3 separate regions of the Homo sapiens genome follow, and regions 2 and 3 are each linked to region 1. The links are chromatin contacts, found by Hi-C or POLR2A ChIA-PET in ENCODE. All regions are on one chromosome and are shown on one strand. The core of a region is the stretch at or near the end of the contact, and the rest is flanking DNA. Distances in the headings are between cores, read along the strand shown. Region 1 overlaps IFT122 (intraflagellar transport 122). Region 2 overlaps TMCC1 (transmembrane and coiled-coil domain family 1). Region 3 has its middle 38 kb from the start of TRH.

The links. A loop is a pair of places that touch in the nucleus more often than their neighbours do. ChIA-PET counts read pairs that join two places held with the same protein, here RNA polymerase II (POLR2A). Pooled maps may share reads with other maps.
Region 2: a map of left ventricle myocardium inferior shows a loop between it and region 1 (2.6-fold over the local background). The contact joins two enhancer-like sites. A Hi-C loop is called at or near these places in 28 of 168 maps with a recorded cell type or tissue (CD14-positive monocyte, K562, Ramos and 19 more) and 7 of 50 pooled maps. POLR2A ChIA-PET finds 5 or more read pairs at or near these places in 2 of 52 experiments (A673 and activated T-cell).
Region 3: a pooled map of right lobe of liver shows a loop between it and region 1 (2.2-fold over the local background). The contact joins two enhancer-like sites. A Hi-C loop is called at or near these places in 13 of 168 maps with a recorded cell type or tissue (CD14-positive monocyte, HAP-1, Ramos and 8 more), 1 of 37 single-sample maps with no recorded cell type and 3 of 50 pooled maps.

What each region holds. Positions count from the first base shown.
Region 1 is chr3:129,466,691-129,471,059 of GRCh38, forward strand. It overlaps IFT122 (intraflagellar transport 122), which reads left to right. Exons shown (of 30, transcript NM_052989.3): 8 at 200-376; 9 at 2,652-2,727. Among named protein-coding and RNA genes, the nearest start is that of IFT122, 29 kb to the left of the region's middle. Within about 2 kb of position 2,686, at least 2 of the 41 ENCODE cell types and tissues checked have a DNase peak (open chromatin) inside an H3K27ac peak, as active enhancers do.
Region 2 is chr3:129,826,411-129,830,930 of GRCh38, forward strand. TMCC1 (transmembrane and coiled-coil domain family 1) reads right to left here. Exons shown (of 7, transcript NM_001017395.5): 4 at 1,393-2,098. The coding sequence starts at 1,968. Among named protein-coding and RNA genes, the nearest start is that of TMCC1, 65 kb to the right of the region's middle. Within about 2 kb of position 1,546, at least 3 of the 41 ENCODE cell types and tissues checked have a DNase peak (open chromatin) inside an H3K27ac peak, as active enhancers do.
Region 3 is chr3:129,934,335-129,938,575 of GRCh38, forward strand. No RefSeq gene overlaps it. Among named protein-coding and RNA genes, the nearest start is that of TRH, 38 kb to the right of the region's middle. Within about 2 kb of position 2,582, at least 13 of the 41 ENCODE cell types and tissues checked have a DNase peak (open chromatin) inside an H3K27ac peak, as active enhancers do.

The DNA.
Region 1 (4,369 bases), core at 1,436-3,935:
CAGGGTTTCACCATGTTGGCCAGGCTGGTCTTGAACTCCTGATCTCGAGCGATTCACTTGCCTCGGCCTCCTGAAGTGCTGGGATTACAGGCGTGAGTCACTGCACCTGGCCCCCAGGGGCTCCTTGCCAGGATTTTAAATTATAGTTTTAGTGTAGTTCTAGGCAATGTAATTTTGAACAACTACTTACTGTCTACAGCCGATGGGAGAGTTTCTGGATGAACAGAGAGAATGAGGATGCCGAGGATGTCATTGTCAACAGATATATTCAGGAAATCCCTTCCACTCTGAAGTCAGCAGTGTACAGTAGTCAGGGTAGTGAGGCAGAGGAGGAAGAACCAGAGGAAGAGGACGACAGTCCCAGGGACGACAACTTGTGAGTGTGTCCCAGTGAGTGGGAACCCTTCTGGTAAGGGCCCAGGCCCCACACAGACTTGCCAGGACAGATGTTAAACTCTTTGGCCAAGGGAGTGCAGGGACTAGGGGGAACTGTGGGTGAAAGCGCCTTCAAAAAAAGGAGACATACCCTTAAAACTTGTGTGTGGGTATAAAGTGATCCTGTGAGAAACTATAGGAAATACTGAAAAGACTAAAGGAGAAAGTTCAACTTTTCTGATAAAACCCCATCCCCTGAGGAAATCACTGTTAGCAATCTAGTGTATTTCTCCTCAGTCTTTTCGTGTGTTCATATAATTAACTAAGTCATATTCTGCTTTTTTTTTCACTTAACATTATAGTGTGAACCCTTTCCAGTAACATTACAAATCCTTCGAAGAACATGATTTTTAATGTCTGAAAAGTGTGCCCTTTTGTGGATGCCCCATCACTCGACACTTCCTCTATTACTGGACACGTTTCTTAGCCTGTTCCCACACTATCCCTTACCTTACCTTGCATTTTCTAGGATGTATATCAGAGAGGAAGCCCTTACCTTAGCCACAGTCTTCACTCCCAAATCCTGGCTGTCTAGTCATTCTTCTCTTCAGTTGAGATTGCCTGTAGGGAAAACATGGGCAGGCCAGAGTGGGGAAAGCTGGGGTAGCCAGGATATCTCAGTTTGGCAGTAGAGATCTAGCTTGAGACTTTCCAAACTGTTTTACATAGTACCTGAGTTTCCTTGGAAGAATCCCACCCTGAGGTCATGGGGGCTGGGAAGTGGGGACCAGTAAAGGAGGAAGGTATGGCTTTGGGTCCCCATCTCAGTGCCTTTGATTGTTTCAACATGAGTTTTTGTTTCATAAAGAATCCTACTGCCCCAGGAGGTAAAAGGGGGTTGAAAATCACTGATCCATCTCACAGGGACTGAGCCCAGCCCAGAGCCATATGTGGCCTCCCCAAGAGGGCTCACTGGTGGGCTGGGCTCCTGGATTGTGTTTGGACTTTGGACATCAGTGCCAGTCACACAAAGGTCATCTGCAGGCTCCCTCATTAACATCCCTCTCGGTCTTTGTCTCTTTTCCCTTAGTTTTGGGTTAGTGCCTATGACATTTGCCACTCTTGGCTGGGTTTTACAAACAAGGCTTTACCTTGCCTGCCTACATATCCAGTGGTGCTACCAGGTTACCACAAGACACTGGGATCAGAAAAGCTGGAATTAATAAACAAAGAGGCAACATTAGGTGGATTAAGACCCAGCCTCAAGGGCTAGGAATGCTTTTCTTTTTTTTTTTTGTGACAGAGTCTGGCTCTGTCACCTGGGCTGGAGTGCAGTGGCACGATCTCGGCTCACTGCAACTTCCGCCTCCCGGGTTCTAAGCGATTCTTGTGCCTCAGCCTCTGGAATAGCTGGGATTACAGACACGCGACACCACGCCGAACTAATTTTGCATTTTCAGTAAAGATAGGGTTTCCCCATGTTGGCCAGGCTGGTCTAGAACTCCTGACCTCAGGTGATCCACCTGCCTCAACCTCCCAAAGTGCTGGAATTACAAGCGTGAGCCATCACGGGCTGCCGCTTTTCTCTTGAACTAGATTCCCAGGTAGCTTGCTCTCCAGCCTCAGGCAAGGGAGTTTCTCCTGTGTGCTGGTCCTACAGTCCCAGCCCCACAGCACTGATCCCCATAGGTTCTCAGTTTCAAAGACAGTTGTTTGTTTTCAGAGCCCATTGCTCTTTTTTGAAAATTAGATTCAGTCAGAAACCATTTCACCTGTGCAAGGACCCCCGCCTGCAGGAGAACCTATTTTTAGGTGTTAATTTTCTTTCTTCAGGAAGAGCAAGCAAGTTTCCCTTCTATTAAAAAATGTCTTTGTGCTGCAAGAGATGTTTCTCTGCCATCTCCCCACATTTTCTAGTATGTAAGAGAAAAGCAGTCTCAATATTGCAGCCTTGCCTATCTTAGTGTTGCTCCCCAGTAAGCTCTGAAATGAGAGGTTTATCTTCTTCAGCTGCAGCAGTGTCCCCAGCACCATAAGGTCATAGCAGGGGACTCAGTGAAACAGCAGATCCCAGGAAGGCTGAACCTCAACTCTGCTTCATCCCGTAAGACTGATTGATGGGTTGGGCCAAATTATAACTTTTGGCTTCAGTAAAGCTGTACAACATTTGGCAACCTGAGGCCAGGACTTCCTTGTTCCTGTTGTTTAAGCCCTTAGAGCTATACTCATCAGCAGGCTGTGGCCCTTCATAACCTCTTTTATCTTCTGTTGATTAGAGAGGAACGTAATGACATCCTGGCTGTGGCTGACTGGGGACAGAAAGTTTCCTTCTACCAGCTGAGTGGAAAACAGGTATGTAGCCCTGTACAAATCCAATTGCAGTCATGCCTGTTATATTTTCATTTTCTGAGATTCTGTTACTATTAATTATACATTATCATTGTTAGTTCCTGCTTATTGAGCATTTGCTGTGGTACCAGATACTGTGCTCACTGCTTTGCATACTTTATCCTATTTTATTCTTATAAAACCCAATGAAGTGGGTACTACTTTCCTTATCAACTTTTTAGAAATGAGTAAACCAGAACTCAGAGCAGTGAAATTATATGCCCAAGATCTCACACAGCTAGTAAATGGTGGAGCCTAGGAGTTAAACCCAGGTTGGTTTGACTTTAAAATCTAGCTCTTAATTTTGACCTTACTTTCCTCTATTCGCTTTCTTTCATTCAACCAGTATTTATGAGTACCCACTCAGGAAAGCCCTTTCATAAAGGAGCTGCTGACATAGAGCTGGGAAAGTGATAGCCTCTACCTGCAAGAGCTCACAGGCTGGCGGAGACACACTTGATAGCAAAGAGCCCCTGTGTGGTGTGGTATGTGACACAATAGAAAGCTGTACAGATAGACAGCTTTTTGGGACACAAAAGAGGGTAACATCACTACTTGGTAGAGATGGGAGGTCTTGTTAGAGGTTATCTTTGAGCAGGCCATCTTTGAGTTAGGCTAAGGACATTGGGAATGGTGTTTCAGGCAGAAAAAAAAATAGCATGTATCAAGGCAGGAAGGAATGAAAATATATGACAGTTCAGAGAATGGTGAGTTGTACAGGGTGACTGCATCTCAGAGTTTGTGACCTGAAAACAGAGCTGAAGAGGAACATGGGGGTATGATTTTTTATTTATTTATTTATTTATTTATTTATTTTTAATTTTTTTCGAGATGGAGTCTCACTCTGTGGCCCAGGCTGGAGTGCAGTGGCTCAGTCTTGGCTCACTGCAAGCTCCGCCTCCTGGGTTCACGCCATTCTCCTACCTCAGCCTCCTGAGTAGCTGGGACTACAGGCGCCCACCACCACGCCTGGCTAATATTTTTTGTATTTTTAGTAGAGACGGGGTTTCACTGTGTTAGCCAGGATGGTCTCAATCTCCTGACCTCGTGATCCGCCCGCCTCAGCCTCCCAAAGTGCTGGGATTACAGGCATGAGCCACCACGCCCGGCCTATGATTTTTTGTTTGTTTGTTTTGAGACAGAGTCTCACTCTGTCGCCTAGGCTGGAGTGTAATGGCTCAATCTCGGTTCACTGCGACCTCTGCCTCACGGGTTCAAGAGATTCTCCTGCCTCAGCCTCCTGGGTAGCTGGGATTACAGGCATGTGCCACCATGTCCGGCTAATTTTGTATTTTTAGTAGAGACGGGGTTTCTCCATGTTGGTCAGGCTGGTCTCAAGCTCCTGACCTCAGGTGATCCACCTGCCTCAGTCTCCCAAAGTGCTGGGATTACAGGCATGAGCTGCCACCACGCCTGGCTGGAGATGTGATTATAAAGGACCTGAGTAGTGTGAATAAGAAGTTTGAACATCATATACTGTAAGTATTCAGGAGCCATAGGTGGCAGGAAGTGGCATCACAGATTCTTGCTTCAGAAGAATAACTTGTTTCCATGGAGGGTGGATTAAAATATAGAGAGCATGGTAGTAGGATGACTTATTAGTAGG
Region 2 (4,520 bases), core at 296-2,795, 360 kb after region 1:
GTGGGATGATCACCTGAGTCTGGGGAGGTTAAGGCTGCAGTGAGCCACGATCACACCACTGCACCCCAGCCTAGGTGACAGGGTAAGACCCTGTCTCCAAAAAAAATAAAATGAATATACACATAAATATGTGGTACTTTTCCCCATTTAAATTTTTTGAATTTTAATTCACATCATTATTTTGACAGGTTTAAAGTGATTTACTGTCCATTATCTATATGTTTTAAATATCATATTTAGGTAGGAAAGGTTTAAAGTTCTAGACTCAATATTTATATTTCCAGGTAACTTAATATCCAATAAAAAAAAAACCTTAGGAAAAGTTTAAGGTACTAGACTCAGTATTTATATTTCCAGGTAACTTAATATCCAATAAAAAAAAACCTAACTGTACCGCAAGCAGACACAGAATGAAAACGATCAAACAAAAACCTTAAGGAATACACAAAAGTAATGCTGAAAGATAGTTGAATGGTAACTTACAAGGCAGACCTAGCCCACAAATGTGTTCAGTGTGGCTTGCATATCTGTTAAAAATCAAGAGATTTCCCATCTAGATTTCCAGTTTCTCTTGAAAAAAATCAGAAGCTCTGGCAAGACTGTGCCCACAGTACTAAATTTCAACCATCAGCTAAAGCTAAGACATTGCCTCTGTTAAACAAAGCAGGAACTCCTCAGTTTGTCCAAGCTCCATAACACCTAAGTTCACTCATTGTCACTACCTGCATGGCTACGCGTACCTGAGTTTTCAAACCCTAGCAGGACTATTTCTTCTATGTGCCTCAACTAACCATAACTGAGAGTTATATGGAAAAAGTTTCTCCTAGATTTAATATGCCTGGTTTTGGGTAAACCCAAAACAATCTGTTTATTAATAGTACACTATAATAATGTATATGCTCTACTGTGGCATGCAAAATGTAAAATGAATGCTGCTGATGTACTACAAAGTATATGAAAATTATAACCAACTTAGTGTACTTCCATGGTAAGCACAAACTCAGATTCTAGAACTTTATTCACTACATTCATTAATGTAAGAAAGCCATCTCCATGTGCAAAATCAAAACAATAAGAAACAAAGCATCTTTATTGCTCTACCATAAAACTGACCCTCAAATATACAGAAAGAATACATGAAATATACTTAAGGTTTTAACGAAAGGATAAAATAAAATATAGCACTATGTTAGGAAGGAAATAGGAATATAATTCTAAGCATTCATTCATTAGCTATAATTATTATTTACCCATTTGAAAAGGGGAAAAATTCTTTTACCACAACTTTAAGGTATTTGCTGAGATATCTTTTTAGTTACCAAAGGAAAGTCTGGAGAGTCCTAGGTATGAAAAACAGTAAGTTAACAGAAAAACAAAATCTTACAAACTTACCCGCTCCGCAGTTCCCTCCTCTCCTGGTAGACATGCAGCAGCAGCAGCAGCAGCAGCACAAGCTATTTCCATCATAGCAGAGCTGGTAGGTGCATCAGTTGTGGATGAAGACCTGGGTCGGCCTGACTGCATAACAGCTGTCATCTCCTGACCAGACTTCCTGTTGATTTGGGGACTTCCCTTTGGGGCCTCTGGCTTGCCCCGCCTACTATGCAAGCTTGTCCCTCTCTTCATCTTGGGTGGCACTCGAATCTGCTGCAGGACACGATTCAGAGCTGTGGGGTGGGTGGGGACACCATCAATCTCAGCACATGCGTTCTGGCTTTCCAGATCCATTTCAGGTTCTGGATCTGCCTGAATTTGCTGCACATCATGTGGAGACACTGATGACCTCCTGCGCTGGTGCTGGAAGAGATGCTTCAAGCCTTGGCCAATCACGTTAATGTTCTCCAAAGCATTGTGGGTCATTTTAGACAATTTTTGTTCTGATTCTGTCTGCTTTCTGGCCTCTGCATCTTGGGATTTGCCTCCAGGATCAGGGTCCTCAAATAACTGTTCACTGCCCGAAGGCTCCATCAGTAGACTTAATATGCTTATTTGCAAACTCAAAAAAATTTTTTAAACACACCAAGAGTGTCAAATTAGGTAGGCATTTGCTTCAACAGTGACTACGCATGCAGCTGTGAGACGAAGGCTTCATGCCTATCTAATGTTAAAAACAAAAAAACAAAAAAACAAAAAAAAAACCTTATATTATAAATCCATGCAGAAACTCCAGTGTTAAAACAAAGAAAAACATGCTACTGGCCAAACAAATAGGCACTATCATTAAGCAATCTTTAATCAGAAGATTAAAAGACAGTTTTCTAGATAGTGGGTAATGATTATTTTTTAGAATGAGAGAAAAAGCCCAGAACAAGTCCATAGGAAATTAAAACAGCAATGTTCAAAAGCAAAAATCCCTACAAGATTCAATATATACAGAATTAGATATTAGAGGAGCCATCTTGGAATGGACACTATAATGGTAGTTGACAGAACAGCCATTGCTTGGGAAATCAAGAGAAGAGACCATCCAATAGGTTTACTCTAGCTGAGGCAATTTAATCCCTCTCATTCATAACCACAGTTAATTATTCACAGGCTGAAACTCAGTATAATCAAAGAACAACAGTGAGAAATGGATATCCCAATCTAACTATATGTGGATTTTAATGGAAAAGTGTGTTACCATTCATATTCATCAAGTTCACTGGTAACTAGAGATGACAGGTTTGCTCTTTTGAGAAGAGAATGGAAATAAAAATCCTGTAAGTTGAATTCTCTGCTGAAGCACAAATGACCTTTCTGGCACCATATGAGTGAATGGTTCAGACAGAATCAGAATCAGAGACTAGAGCTTTGCTCAGTACCAGCTATCAAGAAAGGAGATTCAAAGAAATCCCTTTCTCTATAGTGTCATCCCTGACAGAAGCTTCCCATATATCCATACAAACTCAAAAGCAAAGTAACTGGGTAGGATAGAAAAGTAGAGAAAAAGAAAGGTCAAACAGCAAACATATACCAGTATTAAATGCAAGAAATTAAAAGGAAGCTGAAACTAAGAGATGTAAAATCAACGCAACTGCCATGGTTACTAAAATCACATGCAAAAAAAAAAAAAAAAAAAAAGGGAGGGGGGGATGGGAGATGATGAGATTTTTCCTAATAGAAAGTGTTTATTTTTGTACTGTATTTGTGCAAATATATAAGACAAAATTATATACATGCACAGAAGCTGCTACAGAATGCAAAATATGATGTAGGAGGTTATTTCCATATTTTTCTTTAAATTTTTGTTTAAAGGACTTTAAAACTCCCTACACTACCAAGTACTTCAACAATTTAAGCCACTACCAATGAAGCACCATGGTGCTCCTGTTCTGGGAATATGTGGACTTGCTGCCACCAAGTGGCAATCTAGAAAGCCATAAATTAGCTGAATAAAAGAGTTCCCTGTGAACTCAAGGCTACTAGAGTTTAGTGGAACAGGAATGCAAACTCACTAAAGTTTTGTTCCTGATGACTACTCTCAGAAGACTTTTTTCAAATATTTTATGGGCACTGTCATTGTGGCTCCACTGTCCATATTCTTTCATGCCTGTGATTCCATTACCTAATCTCTTCATAACAGAGGAGCATAAACAGGGAGACAGGGATAAAGACATTTGTCTCTCTCTAGTACCTTCCTACTTTCTAAATGCCACAAAATTGTTTGTTCCTAAATTAGGCAAATGAATAACAACCATGAGAATGGAAGTTTCATTGCCTTTCACCCAAATTCTTTGTGGCTCCACTGAAATCTAGCCATCCCACTATGGCCTGTTACCCTTTTCCTGATTGTGCATTGGTTTTGTTCATATCTTTCCCTTTGGGAGAACCAAGAAAGAAACCCTTGCCCTTATTAGATCAATGACTGTCTTGGCCTCTGGTGTGGTTTTCTGGTGCTCCTTGTGGGCAAAAATTTTGCCAATAGTTTATATATTTAATTATCCCCTTCTAACCAAATATGAAATAAACACATAATACAATGTTACTCTGATTTTTAAAAAAAATAGTAATTATCTCACCATTCCTCATGAGTTTGTCTTGCTGGCTAATAGTTACTGAAAGAATTGAGTTTCTCAGAGGAAAAGGGCTAATGTAACCAAAATAATCCCCTATCAGTGTGTATCAACTCATCTCTTCTTGCACTGGGCTATTTAGATCCTGAGAAGATGGGAGGGTGTGAAAGCAGCAGAACAGTACTGAAAAAGTAGTTTACTTTTTCCTCTATTTGCACATTATTAGCTAATACAACTGATTTTTGTTGTTGTTGTTGGAAGTAAAATGTATAAAATATGTTTATCCCATGAGATTAAAAGACAGCAAGAATAAAGGAATGATGTCAAGGTTAGCTGAGGATCATTCTACTTGTCTCATATGCAAAGGTACTAGGAATTTATTACTCAGCAAATCTACTTATTTGGGCACTATTATAAACTAATCAACTGGTCATCTGGTTGCTGCCTATTTAAAAAATAGAGAATGTGGTACATTTTGAATATCAGTAAATTCATTTGAGATTTCACAAGCATTTGTAAAACAAT
Region 3 (4,241 bases), core at 1,332-3,831, 470 kb after region 1:
TTGTTGTTTCAGCCTCCATACAACTCTGAGGCAGGCACTGAGTCTTTCCTGGTCACGGCTGAATCCACAGCACCTAACACACCGCGTGGCCCTTAGTAGGTGCTCGACAGATACCCAGTAACTATTCACCGGCGGTAAATGAACTCGTGCATGTGTCTCTTGGAATCAGCTACCCGCTGGGACCTTCCCGTTGAAAACTTGGGTTCGACATTTACTGCTTTGAGTCCTCAAATCCGCTGGTGCAAAGATTTGAGAACTGTGCTTTTCTACAATTCAACTCCAATTTTTGGTCCCGGGTCCGTAGCCCACCGTCGCAGGGCCCTGGTTATTTCTGGCTCTGCAGTGCCACCTGCAGGCCATAATTAGATCTGCAGCCTGAGGAACATTTCCCACCTCTAAGGTCTCAAACTAGGAATGAGACTGGGGAGTCTAGCCGGGCCAATGACTCCAGGTGACCAGGAATTGCTAAAGTGAAAAAGTGACCCTAGAAGGTTCTCATAGACAGCTTGGTGGTAAATGATAGGAAACCTCTCTTCTCCCACTGTTCACTTTCTCGAAGCATTAAATTCCTCCTAGGGTTCCAATCCTCAAGTTGCAGGGGTCTCAGAATCCTACCTAACTCCTCTTCCTCCCCACAAGCGTGCTTACCCTGAAGCCTTCCATCTCAGTGATTTCTCAGTCCTGAAATGCTAGAGTCATCTTTATTTATCCTATACCCTACGTTTAGTCCATCAGCAAACCCTGTCTGCTCCATCCTCCAAAGACATGCCTAGAGCCTGACCACTTCACACTACTTTCTCTGCTCTTACTCTGGTGTGAGCCAACATCATCTCTCAATTGGAAAAGATTCCTCCCTAGACATTTCTCCAAAGAAGATACACAAATGGACAACAAACACAGGAAAAGATGCTCAACATCATTAGTCATTAGGGCCATGTGAATCAGAACTGCAGTGAGATACCCTTTCACACCCATTAGCACAGCTTTTATTTAAAAAATGAAACATAACAAGTGGTGGTAAGGATGTGGAGAAATTGGAACGCTTATACATTGTTGGTAGGAAGATAAAATGGTGCAGCTGCTGTGAAAACAGTATGGTGATTTCTGAAAAAGTTAAACATAGGCTGGGTGCAGCGGCTTATGCCCGTATTCCCAGCATTTTAGGAGGCCAAGACAGGAAGGTCACTTAAGCCTATGAGTTTGAGACCAGCCTGGGCAACACGGAGAGGCCCCACCTCTATAAAAAATTGAAAAAATTAGCTGGGCATGGTGGTGCATGCCTGCAGTCTCAGCTACTCAGGAGGCTGAGGTGAGTGTATCACTTGAGCCTGTGAGGTTGAGGCTGCAGTGAGCCGTGATTGTGCCACTGTACTCCAGCCTGGGTGACAGAGTGAGACCCTGTATCTAAAAAAAAGAAAGAAAGAAAAGTTAAACATAGAATTACCATATGATCCAGGAATTCTACTTCTGGGTATATACCCAAAAGAACTGAAAGTAGAGAATCAAACACATACTTATACAACCATGTTCATATCAGTATTCACAATAGTCAAAAGTTAGATATAACCCAAATGGCTATCAACAGATGAGTGGTTCACCATGAGAACCTGATGATGAAATGCAATATATCTATGTAATGAAATACTATTCAGCCATCAGAAGGAATAAAGGAATGAGTACTGATACATCCATCAACATGGAGGAACCTTGAAAACATTGTGTTTAGTGGAATAAGCCAGATACAAAAGGCCAAATGTTGCATGATCCCACTTATATCAAACATCTTTTTTTTTTTTTTTTTTGGAGGTGGAGTTTCACTCTTGCAACCCAGGCTGGAGTGCAATGACGTGATCTTGGCTCACTGCAACCTCTGCCTCCCGGGTTCAAGTGATTCTCCTGCCTCAGCCTCCCGAGTAGCTGGGATTACAGGTGCCTGCCACCATGGCCAGCTAATCGCCCGGCTAATCTTTATATTTTTAGTAGAGACGAGGTTTCGCCATGTTGGCCAGGCTGGTCTCGAACTCGTGACCTCAAGTGATCCGCCCACCTCAGCCTCCCAAAGTGCTGGGATTACAGGCGTGAGCCACCATGCCCAGCCTATATCAAACGTCTTGAACAGGCAAATTCATCAGTACAGGAAGTAAATTACAGGTTACCAAGGACTGCAGGGGGGAAGGGAGAATGGGGCGTTATTGCTTAATGGGTTCAGAGTTTTTGTTTGGGGTGATGAAACATTATGGAAATATAGAGTAGTGATGACTATATGACATTGTGGATGTACTTAACGCCGCTGAATTGAACACTTAAAATGGCTAAAACAATACATTTTATGTTATATATGTGTCACTGGTAAAGGGTCGTGACTGCCAATTGTCCAGGTTCTTGGTGTTTTGAACAAAGAATTGAACAAAACGCCCAGCAAAGCAGAGAAAATGAAGCAACAAAAGAACAAAAGCAGGGATTTATTGAAAACGAAAGTACACTCCACAGCGTGGGAGCGGCAAGAGCAGCGGCTCAAGGGCCAGCCATACAGAATCTTCTTGGGTCAAAATACCCTCTAGAAGTTTCCCACTGGGCACTTCATGCTTACCTCATGTAAATGAAGTGGTAGCCCGTGATCAGTCAGGTGGTTTTTGCAACCAATCAGAGGCTAGGGTGAAGTTACAAAGTTATACTTCTATGCAAAAGAAGACTCAGCTGCAATCAGTCTGATTGGTTGTGGACAGCAACCATTCAGAGGCTGGAGTGAAGTTACAAAGTTGCGAAGGAAGACTCAACAGGCAATCAGTCTGATTGGTTGTGGACAGCCAATTTCCCATCTGCTGTCCAGAAAAGGCTGGGGGTTTGCAAAGGGAGTAGCCTCTGGTCGTTTTTTACTTAGGCATGGAAAGTTAGGATTTTCCTTTCAAGTTAGTTCAAGGAAGTCGGAGTGAGGCATAAGGCTGCCTGCCTTAGGTTCCCTGCCTGCAGACTCTATTCTCCTGCCTCCTATGTTTTACTGCAGTTTTTTTCTTTTTCTTTCTTTTTTTTTTTTTTTTTTTTGAGACGAGTCTTGTTCTGTCTCCAGGCTGGAGTGCAGTGGCACAATCTCGGCTCACTGCAACCTCCGCTTCCCAGGTTCAAGTGATTCTCCTGCCTCAGCCTCCCGAGTAGCTGGGACTACAGGCACATGCCACCACGCCTGGCTAATTTTTGTATTTTTAGTAGAGACGGGGTTTCACCGTGTTGGCCATGATGGTCTCGATCTCTTGACCTCGTGATCCGCCCGCCTTGGCCTCCCAATGTGCTGGGATTATAGGCATGACCCACTGCGCCTGGCCAGTTTTTTTCTTTTTAAAGCAAGGGGAAAATGCTCCTCCCTGGTCTCCCTATCTGCACTCCCCACACAGTAGCCAGAGAGGTCCTGTGAAACTCTGTCACCTCCAGCCTCTGCTCAGAACTGTGTCTCTCACTCCCTCAGAGTAAAGGCCAGGTAGCCCTCAAAGCCCCTCAACACCTGGCCCATGTGTCCTCCCAGTTTCATCTGGGCCTCACTCACCGGACGGACGCTGCCTCCTCGCTGCCCCTCTGACCGGTGAGCGCTTGTGCCCCTGCGGCCTTGCATGGCTGCTCCCTCTGCTGGGAACTTTCTCCTCCCAATATCCACACAGTCCGCCTGCTCCCCTCCTTCAGGCCTTTGCTCAATGTCCCTATTTGGTGAGGCCTTCCCTGGCCACCTATTGAAACCCGTATACTCATCTCCACCCTGGCACCCCAGCCCCTCCCCTGCTTGATTTTTCTCTGGCTGCCCTCAGCTACGTGCGTATTTTAGTTATTTATCTGCTTATTGTCTTGTCTCCTTTCACGTAATTTGAGCTTTAGGAAGGCAGGGATCATTGTCCCTGTCCAGTTCACTGGCACATAGTAGACACTCGACAGTGATTTGTTGAATGAATGAATGTATGAATGAATGCCTACAGTTGGGAGTGGGCAGGCTGTGAGACAACAGAGAGTACGGGGACTGGGGATTACTGGGAGCTCAAGTCCCGGCTAATGCTCTCCAGCTGGTTTTTGTCTCGTGGGAAAGCATGTCATTACTGCCCAATTGACTATTTAAGAGAAGCCAGAAATCTGGATTTTTAGTGAAATTCTCCAATGTTTCAAGCACTGAGAACTAGTGTAGGTTTATAAAACATCTTGAGGACCAAATGATACCTATCTGTGTGCCAAGTTTGGCCCATGGACACCTGGTGGTGGCAAAT